4 separate regions of the Mus musculus genome follow, and regions 1, 2 and 3 are each linked to region 4. The links are chromatin loops, found by intact Hi-C in ENCODE. Cell type or tissue: left cerebral cortex. All regions are shown on one strand.

Region 1 (5,000 bases), 95 kb after region 4:
GCTCACAACCATCTGTAATTGGATCTGATGCCCTCTTCCGGTGTGTCTGAAGATAGATACAGTGTGTACTCATAAATAAAACAAGTAATTCTTATTTTAAAAAAAAAGGAAACAAGTTTTTGCAGGGTTATACTCTACTATACAGGTGAATTTAGTTATAAGACGTAAACAAATGTAACAGATGACCGTATTTAACCCAGCTCCAAGCCCTGCACCAAGGTCCACATCAAGTATCTGACTAAAAAATAAAATGTTCCCAAAAAAGCAATATGAAAACTCTGACCTACACAGAGACAGGACACAGGCCAAAGCATACTCACTAACAATAATCTTCAAAGGAAAGGCTTTAATTTCAGTGGAGGGTACTAAAAGATACTAAAAGCATTTTGACAGAATTCAGAGAGTAAGGGTATTTTTACTGGTTAGATTCCCAGTGACTTGCTCTAGAAGGTGTACACTATACATATGACTTAATAAAATCAACAGAAATAGCACATACTGCAGCAGTTTTCCAGGTTGAGCAAAACAAATTAATTTGTCCTTGGTACCGATGTAGCCTAAATGCATAAAACTAACATTAGTCACACACAAGTAATCAATGTATCAAAACCATTTGGAATGGAGGGAGGTTTCCTTCTAAATCGAAAAATTTTAACACATGCTGTCAAGATGAATCTTCTCCAGGTATTTAGGAGAGAAATGAGTTTACCTGTTAAGTAAGGGTTGGTGCAAAGCAGCAGCAGGGTTTATAGACTGCAGTATGTCAGTTGCTAATTCTGAAAGAATGTTCTCAAGCTGGAAAAAGCAGACAATCTCTCTAATAAAACAAACGCCCTAAAACACCGAACAAAGATAAGAATATACAAATCTGCTAAATATCAAATTACACTGCTGGGAGACAACTAACTAATCAAGTAATACTAAAGATCTAAAAATAAAAGCTCTACTGGTCATATTTTGCAAAAGTGGCTACTGGAAACTGAAATTCTCGCTGACTCAAAGCAAGGATCCCTGAATAAGGCCAGTGTTCACACTCAAACGTGGGGGAGAGGAAAAGGGAGGCTCCGAGTCCATAAAGTTCTCCTCCCTCTCAGAACACTGCAAAAATTGTCCACGTCTATGAACACTTACCCTTGAAACTCCTTGGAGAGCAACTTGGGACTTTCTGTGCAGATTTTTGAGAGGGAGCGACGCAAGAATGCTGCAAAATCGCACTTTTCATACACATTGGTATAATTCAGATTTCTACTTCTTGCTTTCAGGGAATTTCACTGCGTCCTTTCTAAAGATCCAGTCTATTACTAATCTATTAGTAAAATTCCCAATTTAACCCAAAGTGTAAACCGAAAAACCAAAACAAACCTAGAAACCACACAAAAAAGCTTTCAAGGATATGCAAATGAAGCCCACAGACCATTTTCATTAAGCCCTAACTAAATCATTTCGGATTGAAAGAAAGGAAAGGGACGAAACTCGGATTAGAGAAGGGAGGGGAAAAAAAAAAGAAAAAGAAAGAAAGCAGTTACTCGGGTAAAGAGGATCGACGAGATGACAAAGTAGGGAGAATTAGGGGTGGAGCGGAACAAAAAAGTCCAGCTGATACAAACACTAGAGAAGACAGAAAATACCCCAGCGACTAGAGGACCGGGTGGGACTCGGCTGGGTCAGGCATTCCCGCAGGCCTACCCTGGGGCCCCTAAGGGGATGGCGGATAGCTCTCACACAAGAACCCCCCCGGGCCGCACAGACCGGGAGGCAGACGCGGGGGTGGCGGCGTATCGGAAAGCGGCCACCGCAGCCGACGCTACCTCGAGAGCTACAGGCCGGGCCGTGGACGTGGAAGGGGGTGCGGCCCAGGAGCAGCGGCGGGGTCCGATAGAACAGATCGCCTGTACCTTGTAGTAAACGTCGAACTGGATATTCTCCGGCAAGGAGCGGATGTCGCGGCGCGAGCGGATGTAGTTGTCCACGACAGCGGAGATGGCGGTGTTGTAGAGCGTCTCCGGGATCCACTCGAGCTCCACGGCCGCCATCTTCCCTCGCTCCTCCTCCGCCTCCTCCCGCAGGCCTCCGCCTCCCTCCGTAGCGAACCCGTGTGAGGCTCCGGAGGCTTCCGAGGGGCGGCGACCACGCGGGCGAGCGGGCGTGCGCGCGCCTCTCGGACCCGGCTGCCGGGCCTCTGCGTGCGCGCGCGGCCTGAGGGCAGATGGTGCTGGCGGTAGCGGCGGTAGCGGCGGCCACGGAAGATCCGGACGAACGCAGACCACGACCGTACCGAGAGCCTCACATTCCCAACAGGAGAGCGAGCCCAGTTCCGTCCAGGCTCTCAGCTCTGCATGGGCGGGGCTGCGTGTGTGCGTCATGACGTCAACGCGCGACGCGCCGACGCGCCCGGGAAGGAATGCGGCAGGCGGAAAACTTGCGGAGAAAGAGCGCGGAGCGTCTGAGGGGCGCTGGGTGCTTGTTCCTAAAGGACGAGACACCGGGGAAGCTGGGCGGTAGTTGGAGTGGTGTTTTATCCAGCGTGCTGTGGCTCTCCAACACAGTCTCGTTTCAGTGAGTTTTTCGACGACAGCCCTCTTCAACTTTAAGAATTGATCTTTTAGATCAACGAACTTTAGGACTGATCTTTTTTTCACAAAAGTGCACAGCACGGACGGGGCATGGTGGTGCACTTGGAATGGATCGCTTGGGAGGCAGAGGCAGGGGTATCTCCTGAGGTCAAGGTCTATGGAGTGAGACCCTGTCTCAAACAAAGAAAATCTATATTGAGGGATGTGGTGGCCCATCACTTTTATCCCAGCACTGCAGAGACAGAGGCAGGTGGATTTCTGTGAGCTCCAGGCCAGCCTGGTCTACAGTGTGAGTTCCAGGCCTGTCCCTCTTGCTCTGGCCCTGTTGTCTCCTGCTCTACTCGCTCAGCCCTAGCTCATAGATTCTTTTTCATTGGGGATGGTTGTGAGCCACCATGTAGTTGCTGGGATTTGAACTCATGACCTCCGGAAGAGCAGTCGGTGCTCTTAATCAACTGAGCCATCTCACCAGCCCCTATCCAATTTTATTTTATTTTAAATTTTGGTTTTTCGAGACAGGGTTTCTCTGTATAGCCCTGGCTGTCTTGGAACTCACTTTGTAGACCAGGCTGGCCTCGAACTCAGAAATCTGCCTACCTCTGCCTCCCGAGTGCTGGGACAATTTTCTTTTTTCTTTTTTTTTAAAAGAAGAAAAATTTGTTTAACATGCCCTGGCTCTCCTAGAACTTTATCTGTAGACCAGGCTAGCCTCAAGTCACAGAGATCTTGCTGCCTCTGCCTCGCTAGTGCTGGGATCAAAGGTAGTTGCCAGCATTTTTTTACTGAGCAATCATTCAAGCCCCGTTTCCCCATTTTTGCATTGAAAAAAAAAAGAATCTATTAAATGTTTTGGCTTGCCTACCAAATTCTTCTAGTAGTCTGAGAATGCATGTCAAACAAATGGAGAAATGCACTTTAAATCCAGTGAAACTGATTAACCATACACACATTTAAACTTCTTCAGTCCTGTGATTTCTTAGGCTATAATTGACAAACCTGGGAAAGCTGTAGTCAGCCTCAAAATAGGGTTGACAGATTTATCAAGTTTAAAAAAAAAACATAGAAACCTCTAAAACACCCTTTGATTGATTGATTGATGATTGATTTTGAGTCAGGGTCCTACTTATGGGCATGGCTGGCCTGGAACAATAACTTGTTAGCTTTGGATTTAAACTTGCACTGATTCTCTATCTCCCAAGACAGGGGGTGGGGGTGGAGGCTGGTGGGTAGCAGTGAACTCAAATTTCTGTTGTTTGGTTGTTTTTGTTTTGGGGAACGATGGGGGGGGGGGTGTTATTTGTTTGTTTTTTAGAAGTAGAACTGGAGCTTTGCTTTGGAGTCCAAACTGACATGGAACAGGGAATCTTGTCTCAGTCTACTGAGAGCTAGGATTACAGGCCCCTGCAGCCATGCTCTGTTGAAAGTTTTTAAGATGTATGAGCCATGACGTAGTTTTACCTACCCCTTTAAGATCATAAAGAACATAGTTCCTGCTGGGCTGTGGTGCCACTCACCTTTAGTCCCAGTACAGAGAGGCAGAGGCAGGCAGATATCAAGGCCAGCCTGGTCTCCAAAGGAAGTTCCAGCACAGCCAGGGTTACACAGAAAAATTCTGTCCCCCCCAAAAAAACAAAACAACAACAAAAGAAAGAAAAAGAAAAAACATAGTTCCTTTAGCAAATCCTACATTAGTTTTCGGGCTCAAATATATTTTTGGATCCCTTTCGTATAAAACTATATAACTATTCACTATGACCTATTAAAACATTATTATCTATCTCCACTTCCAGTTTAAGTGAATACCTATATTTTATCCAGCATCTATATTCAAGGGATTCGTGAAAGAATGCAGATCTCTTAGGATATTTCATCAGAATCAGAACCGGGATGCAGATTCTGTGAGTAGATGAAGGGTGTCAGACAAACATATCCATCGCTGTAAAATCGTAGATGCTGATAGTCAAAATTAGAGATTTAAAAAGAGGGCTGGGAGCAGCTTGGCAGAGAAGCATAGGCATGCACAAGCCCTGCATTTGAACTCTGTCTTTAATTTGGGAACAGACCTCTTGATTCCTTTATGGCTTTGAAACAGAAGATGTTATTAAAACATGCAAGATGCCCTTGGGAGCCTTGGTCAAGAGGACACAGCCTGGGTCACAGGCGGGGTGAGTAGTAGGGGCATCAAGTTCCTTGGGACAAGGTTGATCTTTGCCACCAGGATATCTGATTTCTTCTTCTTGTTTCTTCACTTCCCACAACTACCTAGCAAACAACAACCCACCACCACCAACCCCACCTCTCCCTCTCGGGGGCCCTAGCATTTATATACGCTCGGAAAAGTCCCCAGAATTCCAAATAGCACACACTTGCCAAGACTACCTGCAGCTGACAAAATGGCACCCTGGCTAGAGCATGAGGCAGATCATA
Region 2 (5,000 bases), 170 kb after region 4:
CAGTGGTTAAGAGCCTGCACTGCTTTTTGGTTTGGAGCGCCTATCTGGCTCACAACCACCTGTAACTCCAGTTGTAGGCGGAGGGTTGGGACTCCACACAACATCCACAGAGATACACACATAATGAAAATGAAATAAATATTTAATGACAATTTTAAAAGGAATTGTCTTGGGAGGTATAGAAACTGTTGTTGAAAGGCAGGCCAGCATAAAGCCTTTCCTTGTTGTTTGCATTTCCCATGCTGCTGTAAATAAGTTTCCATTACGCTTTTTGTGAAATCTCAAAGGCTGTACAGAAAATAATAAAGGAACACGTTGACTCCCTCAAAAGAATATGGTGCTAAGAAAATATTAAGTTGATCACTCGAGAACTTATTTCAATTTCGTGGAAATCAGTCTAAAAGCATTCATTTTGTTGTTGGGACTGTCAACTTCTGTGAACGGAGGGAAATAACCGTGTCTTTAGGGCATGGAGATCCTGTTGTATGCTCCTTTTCCAAACGGTAACTTAGATTCTGCAGTAATAGCTGTATTCAAGACGAGTCCGAAAAAGTATTAACGACGCTGAAAAGAGGAAGAAATATGCAAAATACTTAAAAAAAAAAAAGGGCTGTAAAGTGTTAGGAATTAAACTCGCCGACAGGTCTCCGACCTAACGTTATCGCGGAAAACAGGGCTGTGCAACTGGCGGTGGAAAATTCCAAGTCTTCTTAAGTAAACCCGACTGCTTCCCTTAACTCCCAGCCGGACAAGTCCCACCCAAGCCAGTTCACGCGTGCTACGCTGGTCTAGCGCACGGACCAACGACTTTGCAGGGCATTTTCGCGCCATTTCGCTTGAAATAAGTGGAAGGTCAAGTCTACCTTTGACCTCTGCAAATTTTCCACAATCGCGGGAGGCAAAACTGGCTCTGCAAAAGGACCAAAGGGGAAAAGCCAGAAGTCTCACGTTAGGGATTTAAGGGGAAAAAAAGATGACAGGTTGAGGCTTCAGCCGCTTAGTAACAGCGGAAAACCCCCAGGGTACAGAAGCCCTAGGCTGGAGAAAACAAACCGGGCAAGGAGCGCGCTCCCCCGGTCGGCGGGCCGAGCGAGATCAGCGGTTGCAGAGAGATGCGGGGGTGGAAGGAGGGCGGGGGCGAGCTTGCTCTTCTTGACTCCTGATTGGTCTGTCTCAGCGAGCCGAGTGACGTCATCAGGAGAAAGGGGGGGAAAGAACGTCTGATTTGTATGGTGGGCGCGGGCGGGCGGGGAGCGAGTTCAGTGCGCAGGCGCAGCTGCTCGGCTCCTCTCGCCCGCGACTCGACCGGCCCAGCTCTCGCGGACAAGTCCCGACATCACGCGCCCCCCCCCACCGCCGCGGGGACCGCCTCCTCTTCACTCTCGGCTTCGTCGAAGATAAACAATAGTTGGCCGGCGAGCGGCGAGTGTGTCTCCCGCCTCGGAATTCGGCGGGCTGCGTGGGAACGGCGGGATCCCGGGCAGCCGGCCATGGCGGGGCTGTACTCGCTGGGAGTGAGCGTCTTCTCGGACCAGGGCGGGAGGAAGTACATGGAGGACGTAACTCAGATCGTGGTGGAGCCCGAGCCGGCTGCGGAGGACAAGCCGGCGCCGGTACCGCGGCGGGCGCTCGGGTTGCCGGCGACCCCCACTCTCGCCGGCGTCGGGCCATCGGAAAAAGGCCCGGCGGCGGCCCGCGACCCTGCCCCGGACGCCGCGGCCTCGCTACCCGCTGGCCGCTGCTGTCGCCGCCGCTCTTCGGTGGCCTTCTTTGCAGTGTGCGACGGGCACGGCGGTCGGGAGGCGGCACAGTTTGCCCGGGAGCACTTGTGGGGTTTCATCAAGAAGCAGAAAGGCTTCACCTCGTCCGAGCCCGCCAAGGTGTGCGCTGCCATCCGCAAAGGTTTCCTCGCCTGTCACCTCGCCATGTGGAAGAAACTGGGTAAGTTCCCCGCCCGCCTCTTTTTTTCTTTTCTCCCCTTATCCCCCTGGGCTTTTTATAGCATCAGCACCGCGTGGGCCTCCCCGGTACCAAGAGCGCTATCCATCAAGCGACGCTGTCCAACAAGGGATGCGAGTGAAGACTGTCATGGTTGGAGTTCTAGGCACACCGAGTGGCCTCGGAAACGCTAGGATGGCTTGTCTCCCAGCAACCGCTCCTTGCATTATCTCCTCCCTCCTACGATCAGGGGGCAACAGTCTCCCCTCTCCCTTCGCTAATTCACTTTGGTAGCAGCACGCTCAGAAGTGTTTGAATGCCGGCGCCAGATTGTAACCGAGGGATAAATTTAAGAAACGTTTCTACACGGGCTAGGTGAAAGAAGCAGGAGGTGGCAAGAATTGGAGCGTTCCCTTAGCATCTGTCATAATTTTGTTCTTGTTGGGCTTGTTCCTCTTGGTTGCCTCCTACCGGTGGTGTCACTTCTTCAGATTGACCTGAATGGCTCTGGCTCGATGTAAGTCAATTTAGAAGGGCTGAAGTGTAACATAGGCAACTTACTTTTGTGATAGTGTTTTGGGGTAATCCCTTGAATTGTTTATGAGAAAGGTGTGCAACGTGTTAAATATTAAATTGGCTCCATGTTAGGGGCATGTGTTAACTTCTTGGTGTGTGTGTGTGGGATACTTAGAATTGCATTCAGTTTTCCAAAAGTTCATACTGAAAAGCACTCATGTCACTACTCATCAAAGTAGTTTTTGGTAACAGGTATTTTAATTCCTAAAAGTTAAGTGTGATTGTAGTCCCATCTAAATTTTGAATCTCTCTGAGACAGACAGTACTTCTGTAGATAACAGAAATGCCCGAGGGTTATATGGCTGCTTATTTTGCCCTGGGTATATGGTGCATATTTTTGTTACAGAAAAGAATTTATGTTCCTGCCACTAAAAACCCTTCGTTTATAGTGGTGTAAGAAAGTCACTCTATTTTCATTAAAGAGACAGAGACTCAGTGCTGTTACAGATTTGTAAAATACACAGTATTTTTAGAAAGGCATTGTCATACAGTATAGGCTAGCTGGTTTCAAATCTGTTTTCCATCTGTTGGGCCTTTTGCCAAGTATTTGATTGACTTGAAGACCAGCCACTGAGGGTTTTGGAGGCAGGTCCCAGCAAATCCCTTGGGCCCCTATCATGGATTTATTTTGTTTTCGTGTGGGCTGAGTAGAGCTTGAAAGCATTGTAGTTTATTCTAGAAATGCATTATATTATTGGCTGAAGAGGAATTAAAAGTGGATAGGGAGACAAAGAAGATTAAGATTAGACACAAAGACCTATTACAGAGTTCATTTATTTTGCAGTACACTTGGGGCATATGAATTTCCCATATGCTTTAAAAATCAAAAGCCTTTAATAGTTGAACTTTAGCTAGGTGTGGTGGTACATGCCTTTAATACTAGTCCTTGAGAGGCCAAGGTAGGCAGATATCTCTGAGTTTGAGGCCAGCCTGGTCTACTCTACAGAGAGAGTTTCAAGGACAGCCATGCCTAGTAAAGAGACCCTTTCTTTAAAGGGGGGGAAAAAAAAGATTGACCCTTCATATTGAAGTGTGGTAGCTAATGCTGGTAATCCTAGCACTTGGGTGGCAGGCCAGGAGGACCGGTGCAAGTTCAGGGCCAGGACAGCAAGGTAGACTATCACAAAGGGAAGCAGCAGTTTGAACTTTATATTTGGTTTATTTTAACCTGACTTGTGCTGGTGTTGAATTGAACACAGGGTCTCTCACATAAGCACAAGCCCTACCTCTGTGATGCCCGAGCGTCCCTTTAATAAAGCAGGGGTCATGCTGTTAATTTAAATGTGTTTTTATACATGCACATACTTCAAAAGCTTCAAAAGACATTTGTATTTTTAAATTATGTGTGGATGTATGCATGTGAGTGCAGATGCCCCCCCCCCCAAAAAAAAATCAGAGACGTGAGCTCTCCTGAAGGCTAAGGTTACAATACAGGTGGTTGTGGGATGTGGGCTGTGGTGTCTGGGGACTGAGCTCTTGGCACTTGGGTACTTTAGAAGAGACCATGCTCTAACCCTGTGTGCCACCTCTCCAGCCCTACATACAAATACTTTTTGAGTCATGCTTTTTTTTTTTTACTGAGTGAAACCTTAAATGAACGCCATATTCAAAACTTAGATTTAAAAGAATTAAAGTATTTTGAGAACCATGATATAGGAAATACAAATTAAAAAAATTGCAGCTCTTAATTTTTGTTCAGCTCTTGATTTTCTACCAATTAAACAGAGTTAGCGTTTGCAGCCTGTCATCCATCCTCAGGCCAAGGTCCTTTCAGTCCCTGTTCACCCTCCCTCTGCACTTGTGTTAATTAGCATTTTTTTTTCTGTCATCTTTGACAAGACACCTTTTCCAAGGCACATTAACATATTTCACTTTTGATTGGCATGGTGGCTCATGTCTTTAATACTAACCAATGGGAGGCAGAAACTGGCGAATCTCTGAGTTCAAGGCCAGCCTGGTGTACAGAGCGAGTTTCTGGTCAGTCAGGGTTTCATAATGAGACCTGTGTAAAACAAAGCAAAGCAAAGCAAAACAAAACATATATATACATCTAGAAAACACCACACATATATTTCAGGGATTAGGGCAACTGCACAGATGGGTCAGTGGTTAAAAGCGCTTGCTGCTGCTTCAGAAGACCTGGGCTCTGTTCCCAGCACCCACATAGCAGCTCCCAGGCATCTGTAACTTCATTCCCAGTGGATTCAGCACCCTCTTCTGATCTTCCTGGGCACCAGGCACACACATGATGCACAAATGTACATGCAAAGAAAACTCAAACAAACATATAAATAAATAAAACATTTTTCATTTTTAGGCTTATTGCCCCCCCCCCCAACTAAAACTATATTGATCATATAGACTGCCAGACAGTATTTTCTTATGTGACACTACAGTTTCTTTTGAAATCGAGCATTCTCCTTTCTCTGTTATACTCACTGGATTAATAGCAGTTCTTAACTTTTTTTTTTTTTTTTTTTGGTTTT
Region 3 (5,000 bases), 270 kb before region 4:
TTTTGTCTTGATGGTTTTAATAATAAATCCATTCGCTGCTTGTACAACTACCAGATCTTAAGGACAGATCGAATATTTTCTGGTAAAATAGGGTAAAGCTGTTGTTACTGACCTTTAAAAGTATTTTGATCACATGAAGTCTTTCAAGTCACAACCAAAAAAAAAAAAAAAAAAAAATCCCACAGTGCATCCTTAGCCTTGTTGACTTATGACATTGTGTGGTCATTGTTAGAGTAGGTGACATAATAAACTGGAAGAACCATTGTGTGTTCCCAAAGGTGTGATTATCCAGTAAATATGTCTTTGGGCCATACTAAAAGCAGAACAGTGCGATCCTTAGTTGAAGTCCAGTTTTTCACGCACCTTCTGACAGGTTAAAATACATAGTAAAACTATGGACATTTTTAGAGAATCTTGTGTTTTATGTCTACAACTACTACAATCTATGTACCTACTTTGATTAATTGAATTTTAGGTTATGCTTGGTAACAAATATTGAGCCAATATGTATATAGCTACTAGCTTTAATTTTCACTATTAAATATACACCAGGTACTAGGAAAGAACCAAGCTATGAAAAAAAAAAAAAAAAAAAAGGCAGTTGACAAGCTAAAATACCTCTGTTTTCACTATAATGGCTGTATTAGATAAGGTAGTAAATCACTGGCATAATGTTATTTAAATTAGTACATCTGAAAATCTGTAAGCTGGATTTTCCTTTTCTTGATCTGACAGTATGAGTATATTCTATCAATTAAAAATAGAAACATGGGCTGTAAAGTTGGCTCAGTAGTTAAGAGCACTGACTGCTCTTCCAGAGGTCCTGAGTTCAATTCCCAGCAACCACATGGTGGCTCACAACCATCTGTAATTCTGATGTTCTCTTCTGGTGTGTCTGAAGACAGCTACAGTGTACTCATATAAATAAAATAGATCTTTAAAAAAAAAAAATACAAGCCCAGTATAGTAGCATACACCTGTAACCCCAGCACTTGGAGAGGCCAAGGCAGAGTGCTTACCATAAATTCAAGACCAGATTAGACTGCACAGACCCTTTCTCAAAATAGGAATTAAGTAGACATATTGCATATTTTTAATAAACATAAATGAGAATGTAAGCTCCTTAAAGGCATCTGTTTATATTCCTGGCACCTATACCCGACACAGAGCTCAGTAAATCAATTGTGATCTTTCTCTTCTGAAAAGCAATCTAATCAGGAGTTCTGCCTACTAATTCTGATTTTATGAATTCATTAGCTTTTCTTTAGGACATTAGGAATTGGAAGAGGGGAAGCACAGTGTACATTTTGTCCTTTTCAGTTAACGCCTGTAATTATCAAAGATATAAACTTAGACTAGAAAAGTATGGAGGGCTGAGGATATAGTGGTAGAACACTTGGTCTAGCAGGCTCTAAGCCCAAGGTTCAGTATCCAGTATCACAAAAATAAGTACGTAAATACCATAATATTAAATAAGAAAAGTGGCAGATATGGTGCACACCCAACACCAGAGGCAGAGGCAGGTAGATCTCAGTGAGTTCCAAGCCAGCCTGTCCTATATAGTGACAGCCCATCTCAAAAAAAAAAAAAAAAAAAAAAAAGGCAGTTATTAACAAAATGCAGCACAGCAAATGAGGCCTGCATTAAGTCATAAGATAACTACTTTTTCTAAATGAATGTATTAGTTAAGCTACTCTGCCTTCTGGCTGCTCCAACAGATAAGCTATGAGGTACTAGTACAGTGTGTGACACAGCAGAAAAGTCAATCACCTTTCCTAGTCATGCTAAATTTACACACTATAATCTTATTGATTAAATTTCAAGTCTTACTTTTTAATTGGAAATAAAATCTGTTGTAATTGTAGTCAGCAAATACAAAGTCATATAACACTAAATCAGCCATCAAGTTTAGAAATTGAAGTAAACAAAACACATTTAATAATTAGCATATTTACATTAAATATATATTTTTTTTGAGAGCTGAAGAGATGGCTCAGCAGTCAAAGAATACTGACTGCTCGTCCAGAGGTCCTGAGTTCTATTCCCAGCAACCACATGGTAGCACACAGCTATCTGTAATGGCATATGATGCCCTCTTCTGGTGTATCTGAAGACAGCTACAGTGTACTTACATACATAAAATAAATAAATCTTTAAATAAAAAATACACTTTGAGAGTTAGGGGTATGGCTCAGTACAATGCTTACCCAGCACACTTGAAGTTCTGATTCACAGGACCACAAAACATAATCTATAATATGAAGACAACTAGTTTAAAATAGCAAGCCTGTATCAGGAGGCGCCACCTACTCTAAACTACACAAATAATTTAGATTGCTAATAAACACCACATTAGACACCCTGATTAGCAGCTATTTCTCATATGTCCTTGGTGTCAGGAAAGCAAATGTTCATTGATTCTTATCCACACCCCACCCCAGCCCCACACATCCAGCCTGGCCTCAAACTCACTATGGAGATGAGACTGGCCTTTAATTCCAAATCCTCCCTCCATCTTCTAAATCCTAGGATTACAGGTTTGTGTCAGGACAGTTGGCCAGTATTAGCCTGCTTTAAAAGATGTACATTGTCCAAGCATGGTGGCATCCACCATTAGTTCCAGCACTTGGGAGCGAATGGATCTCTATGAGTTTAAGGCCGACCTAGACTACATCGTTCCAGACCAGCCTAGGCTACAAAGATGTGAAACTAAAGATCTTGTGATTTTTAAATCTTTAGACTTAACAGCTGGTTCAAAGATCTGCTTAAAGTTTTTAAATTATTCCAGTTCTCAATACACTATTAAGCCTTAATGTAACCAGTTCTATCAGACTTAGTACTTTCATCTTTCTCACTGATTTTCTTGATTCTCCTTCCCATGGTTGAGGCCACCTAACCTAGTCCCTTCCTATTTCTCCAGCTTTATAGCCCACACTTCTTTGAGTTACCTAGATTTCCTCCCAACTTACTTTTGCTGACAAGATTCATTACATATTGACTCTTCTCTGCCATCTACCTTCTAACTTCATTCCCGAGATATACGTATCATCCATCAGCCTCAAAATGCCTTAAAAATGCCCATCGATGGAGAAAACTTTTGTTTCTTCCTGGATTGGTTCTCAGTTTCTCATCTGTAACAATACTATGACTTAATTGTTATATTAGTTTAATGTTTCCCCTCACTAGACTGCAAGCTCCAATGTACTAAAAATTTGTTTTATCTTTTTGAGACAGGCTCTATGTAGCCCAGGCTAGCCTTGAGCTCTAGCAGGAACTAGACAGGTTGCAAACCTAGGTGTGCTTTATTCCTAGCACAGAGAATCCATCTTAAAACTTGTACAGCTGGGCTGAAGGGACACACTTAAAATCCCAGCACTTGAGAAACTGAGATGGACATCATAAATTCCAGACTGGTTTTGGCTGCAGGGAGAGTTTAAAGTCAGTATGGACCACACAATAAGATCACGTATCAAAAAAAAAAAAAAGATCACATATCAAAAGTTTGTCTTTGAGAAAAAAAGTAAAATGTGTCAGGTACCTGAAAAATCTTGTTTTAATTATTATATATATAAACTACATCACCCAACTCAATCATTGATTGCATTTAACTGTTTGCTGGCTTGAAATGTATCTGATTTTAAACACTTGCTTCTTTTTTTTTTAAACACTTGCTTCTTATTCCTATACTTTATTAAAAGACAGAAGTTCAGTATGAAAGAGGTATTGAAGGAACAGGAGAGACGACTCAATCAGTTAAGAGTACTTGTTGCTCTTGGAGAGGACTTAGGACCAGTATGTACAGGGTTGTTTACAACCATCCACAACTCCATCAGAACAAATGCTCAACTAACCTTTTCAGACGCCAAGCATGCCTCTGATGCCTATACATATACACACATACGTGTATACATATATATATATATATATATATATATATATATATGTGTGTGTGTGTGTGTATACATACACACATAAATAAAAAATGAATAAATCTAATACAAAAAAATGTTTTTAAAGATAATTGAAAAGGCCACAATTTGCCGGGCGCACACCTTTAATCCCAGCACTCGGGAGGCAGAGGCAGGTGGATTTCTGAGTTCGAGGCCAGCCTGGTCTACAAAGTGAGCTCCAGGACAGCCAGGGCTGTACAGAGAAACCCTGTCTCGAAAAACCAAAAAAAAAAAAAAAAAAAAAAAAAAAAAGAAAAGAAAAGAAAAAAGAAAAAGCCACAATTTGCTGAGCATGGTAGTATATGCTTTTGATCCCAGCATTCAGGAAACAAAGGATGGCAGGTCTCTGAGTCTGAGGCCAACCTGAAGTTCCAGGTAAGCCAGGAATATATAGTGAGATTCCCAACTAAAAGAAAAAAAGGAACTGAAAAAAAATGCGCAATTAAACCGGGCATGGTGGTGCACGCCTTTAATCCCAGCACTCAGGAGACAGAGGCAGGTGGATTCCTGAGTTTGAGGCCAGCCTGGTCTACAGAGTGAGTTCCAGGACAGCCAGGGCTACACAGAGAAACCCTGTCTCGAAAAAAACCAAAAAAAAAAAAAAAAAAAAAAAAATGTGCACTTACTTGCCAATACTCCAGAGGATCCAGGTTCAATTCTTAACCAACATGGCAGCTCACAATCATTTGTAATTCTAGTCTCAGGGTATTCAACCCCCCTCTTCTGACTTCTGTAGGCATTGCACACATATGATGCACAGAAATACATGCAGACAAAATATGCATTCACATAAAAATTTTAAATAATTCAGATCTTAATGTAAACACATATAACACAAACATTATAATCACAATTACATATTCATATAAAAACCACAAATACAGTGCCATAATGATATATAGAAAGTAAAAATTACCGCCATTCACCTTCCAGTGTCAAAACTATCAACAAGTGGGTGTGGTGGCTCACGCCTGAAATCCCAGCATTGAGCCTGAGGTAAGAGTACAACTGTGAACTCCAGGCAAAGCAAAATCTATGAACAAGTTCTTT
Region 4 (5,000 bases):
CTAAGACTTTAATTCATACCTTGATACTTCTTCAAATATGCATTTTAAAATTTCACGGGCACATTTCATAACACGTTAAACAAAAACCTTTCACCAGATCATTTTTAAATGTATTGATTCCATTTATATTTTAAAATGTACAGTCTTGCAAGGCATGGTGCTGAATGCTTTTTATCCTGCACTTGGGAGGAAGAGGCAGGTGAATCTCTGAGTTTAAGGCCAGCATGATCTACAAAATGATGTTCAGACAGTCAGGCCTACATAGAGAAACCCTGTCTCAAAAAAACAAAATACACAATCTTAATTTGATATAAAGTAAATCAACAAGAGCTGGAATAAAAGTTTAATTTTAGAATTTCTTAACGCCAGGTATATCACTGGTATTCACACCCTTAAACTTAAGGAACACTTCTGAACAGCTGTAAATCATTTGACTGTGCCCTATTTCATGCCATGTAAGCCATAGACTAATTGCCCCCAGACCTGTCAAGCTCAACAGAATTCAGGAAGTGACTGGTCTACTAGGGTTGGAAATAAATCAAGAATTTGGAATATTTCTCATACTGAAACAGAGAGAAAAAGTTCAAGTAAGATTGTACTTAAGAATAATCATCATGCAGCCGGGCGGTGGAGGTGCACGCCTTTAATCCCAGCACTTGGGGGGGCAGAGGCAGGTGGATTTCTGAGTTCGAGGCCAGCCTGGTCTACAAAGTGAGTTCCAGGACAGCCAGGGCTACACAGAGAAACCCTGTCTCGAAAAAACAAAACAAAACAAAACAAAAAAAAAAAAGAATAATCATCATGCAGATATGGTAAGGAAGAACCACTAAAAGGTGTATTTTCGCTATTCTGCTCAGCCCCAAAATTGATGCAGCTACAATTCTGTATCTTATTTTCTGTTTATTAGGTTGTGGGTCCAATGAACTTATTTCTCTTTGTATATGAACTAGATCTCATTTCTAAATCCTCACTTTAAAATGTCTTTTTCATCATATTTTAAGTTTCTATCCCAAGCTACTAAAAACACCTGGCGCATGACTGAATTTACTTATTTATTTATTTATTTATTTATTTTGGTCTTAGAAATCTGTTAACAATAATGTCTGGCCACTAATCTGCTTAATGTTTTTCACTTCTTACCAAGAAAATCCATTAAACATCAAAGAGAACTACAAGCACCACACAGACACACTCTCAAATCTCAGTCATGAAAAATTAAGTCACATTCCGGCCATAAACTGTGCAAGACACTTCCAGTTAGCACGAGCTTTACACTGACAATCGTATCAGAGTAAGTGGTAGGGGGTTGGGGGCTATTAACAACACAGTGTGAATCAGAGCCAAGAGCAGCAGCCGTTGACAGCAAGGCCAGTCTCTGAAGGGAGCTGTAATACAGTATCACAATGCTGGGTTTCCGAATGCCATTTTAAGGGAGCGAGGGGGTAAGAACTGGGAATCAAGTGTACTAAAACCGTCTGATCAATGTCCGAGGAGAGGAAACCTAAGACAAGGTCTTATGAACATCAGCTGTCTAATCTGTTCTCACCTTAAACACAACTTCACTTTCAGGTCGTTCTTAATCAAAGTCAACCGCTCAAAGGGTGAAGGATGGCAGGAGTAAATGGAAGGATAGTCATCGCCCTCAACAGAGAGGCAAAGACCCTGGGAAAACCAGAGGCTCCCTAATAGAAAAGGACTTCCAGGAGCAAAACAGAACGCCCTGTCTTCTCCTCCAGCCAATGCTGTTAGAAACCAGATTAGGATGTTGTCGGAGGCTTTTTTTTTTTTTTTTAAATGAAAGAGTGATATGAGAAAATGGCACTGAAGGATGAGGGGGCCTGGAAGGGTTGAGCCACCCAAGAACCGATGGTCAGGGCTTCCCTGCACCTAAACAAGATAACAACGCCAACCGAGTGCACCGGCAATGGCCAGCCAGCGCCCGGTACCCCCGTCACTGCCAAAGCTTCGCCCCCTCCCCTAGTGCCCCAATTCCCACACCCCGCTTCCCCTTCCACCTCCCTGCCCTCGATATTCCCACGGCTGGCCTCCCGGGTCCTTCGCCAGGCACCCCACGCCCCAGCCTCCTCTCCCTCCGGCCACCCACCCCTGGGCGCTCCGCGCTGGCCTCCCCGCAGCTCACTCGACCCCTCCCCCTCACCTCTCCTCAGCGCCTCCTCGTAGCTGAGGAATCCGATCCGTGACTCCTTGGCGCCCATGCTCCCCTCATCCCCTCGGCCGGGGGTCGGAGCCTGCTTTCGCCCCCACCCCCCTCCCGCCTCCTTCGCGGCGTCGCCGGCTGACGGTGTCGGCGTCCCCGGCCCCCTCCTCCCCCAACACTAACAAGTGCGGCTTCTGCCCCAGCGACTCCTCCCGGCCGCCGCCGCCGCCTCCATGCCGAGTCACGTGACCCGCTCCCACCCCGCCCCCTTCCCCTCCCTCCTACTCCGCCCTTCTCCTCTCTCTCCTCCCTTCGCGTCTCGCCTCACTCCTCCTCTCCTCCCTTCCGCCCCCACCCCGCCCTCCCGCCAGCACCGCCGCGGGTCACCTGACCCAAGGCCCGGGACGGTTCCGGGTAATGGCCGCCGGGGGGCCACGCTCCGCCCCACCCCACGCTAAGAGCGCGCAGGGGGGGCGGGGCGGCCTCGCCACACGTAGCACGTCATCCCTATCTTCCTGCCAATCCTAGGCCTCGAATCCCGCCGCGGCGCTCAGCTGGCCAAGAGGGCAGTGACTTCCGGGGCGCCCGAGGACGGGTCTTCCCGCCCCCCACGTTCTGGCGTTCGACGGGCGGGGCCGGAGCGATGACGGTTGGTGCTGCGGTGGCCGCGACCCACCTTGGAAGACTAGGGGAATGTTAGGGAGCAGGGGGGGTCTGAGGAAAGCGGTGCGGGCGACAAAAGGAGCGGGCAGGCGGGGGACCCCTAACGTTCGGGGGATGTTGGCAGAAGTGGAAGATGAGACTCACGGCTTCTCTGAGAAGATACCTCTTTTTCCTTCTAGAGATGGAGCCTCAGGACAGGGCAGTGGACCTTGTCGCAGTATTTTACTTTCTACGCCTTCCCATTCTCCAAACGCGGCTGCCTTAGCTTTTCTTTCAGAGGCCCAAGCCACTATGTTGGTCCATTTTTCCCTCTGAACCTGTTGCCTCCCTCCCCCAATTTTTTTAAGCCGCATTAGATGTTTTGTTTTGGGTGTTTGTTTCTGACGCAGGGTTCTGCTTTGTAACCCAGGCTGTCCTCGAACTTGTAGATTCGCGTGCCTCAGTTTCCCATGTACTGGTTCTACAAGAAACACCACACCCAGCCCTGCCACCTTCATGCTTCAACCAAACACTTGCCCTCTAAAAATGAGACAGTTCAAAACTGAGTAGCTTGCTTTAAAATACATATATTTTATGTATAATACATATGTATATAGTGTGTGTGTGTGAATTTAGTAGCATTAACATTTACATCGTTATTCAGTCTTAGTTTATCTTCAGGACTACTTGATCTAGTAGAGAACTGAAACTTTCAACAGTAATGTTGGTTCATCAAGGCAACTACATTTCTCCTGTGACTGGCTTATTTCACTTAACATGGCTCATTGTGTTGTAGCATATCAGGCATGTGGTTCAGCAATTCCACTTCTCAGTATATAGTCCCGAAGTATGTCTTTAAAGGGATGTGTGAACAGCTATTTATGCACTCAGCATTTATAGTATATACAATAGTCAAAACGTTAAAAATAAATGTCATAAGTTAGTAAACAAAATGTGGTGTATAAACACAATGGAATGTTTTTCCATTTCCTTTTTCTGGGTGGGGGAACCAGTGAGACAAGTTCTAGCAGTTGCCTGGACTGGGACTTGTGGCAGTCCTCCTGTCTCTGCCTCCAGATGTTGGAAGCCTATGCCCCACACCTGGTTCCCATTTCATTTTCACTCTGATGTGTATCTGTCTTCACCATGAAAGTCATGCCATTGGGTGGGTGGATATGGGGGACTTTTGGTATAGCATTGGAAATGTAAATGAGTTAAATACCTAATAAAAAATGGAAAAAAAAATAAAAATAAAAATAAATACTGGCAAAAGAAAACAGAAAAAAAAAAAAAAAAAAGAAAGTCATGCCATGAAGCTTCTCAATAAGGAAACATTGAAAACAATAGCTGTTTGATCTGAGGAGACTGGAGGTGCCAATTAGATCATTTAGGCCCGGCAAAAAATGATTTCAGTTCCTGAAGCCGACTGATAGTCACATGCCCTGCCAGCGAAAAGTGTTTCTCTACTTTCCTGGTGGACCAGATCTCCAGCGTGGTAGCCTTAGTCACAACACTGCCTTTTCCAGTTCTCTGAGGCACTCAGTAAGACCTGAGATTAGTTGTAGTACTAAAAGCCCATGGATCAGGAAGTTGAGGATATAATCCAAACCCTTTCATTTCCATGTGATCCGTTCAGTGTAGCCTCAGACAAAACAGTCATCCTATACAGTATGAATTCTGAAATAGATTATTTTGAAGGGAAACTAAAGCTTTCAGCTGTGAGGAGCAAAAATCCTTACGAGTTCAGATGCAAGATACAGTATGCGTTGCCGCCTTATCAAATAGTACATTAAGATGCTCTCACTTTACTAAGCACGGGTCTGGCTGTAAAACTGCACAGTTGAATTAGTTCAGAGCAAATTATTTTCTCCCCTTGTGGCACTACCCCACTCGAAAGCTGGGACTTTTGTTAGAATTTGAATTAAGAGTTAATTGCCACAAAAACATCTGGGAAGACTAGATTAAAACTTAATCAAGTTTAAAGTAATGCGTAAAACTTTCAAGACTTTGTCCTTTCCTGGGAGTGTCTGCTTGCACCTATAATTCCAGTACCTGGGCCATAGAGGCAAGAGAATCACAAAGTTCAAGGCCAGTTGCATATACATAACAATGTCCTGTCTTAAAACACAATGTATATTTTAAAAAGATTTTATTCTTGGAATACAGGCCTAGCTTGTCCCGAAGATCATAAAAATGTTTC

The links. A loop is a pair of places that touch in the nucleus more often than their neighbours do. Peaks named below come from ENCODE experiments on the same cell type or tissue, not always from the same donor. Only the 100,000 strongest peaks of a DNase experiment are listed, where the experiment ranks them.
Region 1: it touches region 4 in a loop (7-fold over the local background); 3 of 42 quality-filtered maps call a loop at or near these places.
Region 2: a loop joins it to region 4, with 2.9 times the contacts of the local background. A loop is called at or near these places in 4 of 42 quality-filtered maps.
Region 3: a loop joins it to region 4, with 3.0 times the contacts of the local background. A loop is called at or near these places in 6 of 42 quality-filtered maps.

Annotation. Positions count from the first base shown.
Region 1 is chr11:85,232,777-85,237,776 of GRCm38, forward strand. Appbp2 (amyloid beta precursor protein (cytoplasmic tail) binding protein 2) reads right to left here and starts at 2,344. Exons shown (of 13, transcript NM_025825.3): 1 at 1,896-2,344. The coding sequence starts at 2,033. Appbp2os (amyloid beta precursor protein (cytoplasmic tail) binding protein 2, opposite strand) reads left to right here and starts at 2,390. Exons shown (of 4, transcript NR_028329.1): 1 at 2,390-2,556; 2 at 4,364-4,471; 3 at 4,635-4,738. In left cerebral cortex, a CTCF peak has its summit at 2,444; DNase peaks (open chromatin) are centred at 1,072, 2,061 and 2,364; H3K4me3 peaks cover 2,948 bases; H3K27ac peaks cover 2,039 bases.
Region 2 is chr11:85,309,983-85,314,982 of GRCm38, forward strand. It overlaps Ppm1d (protein phosphatase 1D magnesium-dependent, delta isoform), which reads left to right and starts at 1,272. Exons shown (of 6, transcript NM_016910.3): 1 at 1,272-1,941. The coding sequence starts at 1,491. In left cerebral cortex, a CTCF peak has its summit at 2,395; DNase peaks (open chromatin) are centred at 802, 1,229, 2,242 and 3,062; H3K4me3 peaks cover 3,419 bases; H3K27ac peaks cover 1,948 bases.
Region 3 is chr11:84,871,582-84,876,581 of GRCm38, forward strand. It overlaps Pigw (phosphatidylinositol glycan anchor biosynthesis, class W), which reads right to left. Exons shown (of 2, transcript NM_001077636.1): 2 at 4,732-5,000. Ggnbp2os (gametogenetin binding protein 2, opposite strand) reads left to right here. Exons shown (of 2, transcript NR_131201.1): 2 at 1-50. Among named protein-coding and RNA genes, the nearest start is that of Ggnbp2, 3.3 kb to the left of the region's middle. In left cerebral cortex, a CTCF peak has its summit at 2,092 (motif pointing left); no DNase peak of the experiment used is centred here; H3K4me3 peaks cover 252 bases; H3K27ac peaks cover 259 bases.
Region 4 is chr11:85,137,553-85,142,552 of GRCm38, forward strand. It overlaps Usp32 (ubiquitin specific peptidase 32), which reads right to left and starts at 2,403. Exons shown (of 34, transcript NM_001029934.1): 1 at 2,159-2,403. The coding sequence starts at 2,216. It also overlaps a transcript of 1700125H20Rik not described here. In left cerebral cortex, a CTCF peak has its summit at 2,585; DNase peaks (open chromatin) are centred at 1,502 and 2,709; H3K4me3 peaks cover 2,884 bases; H3K27ac peaks cover 2,179 bases.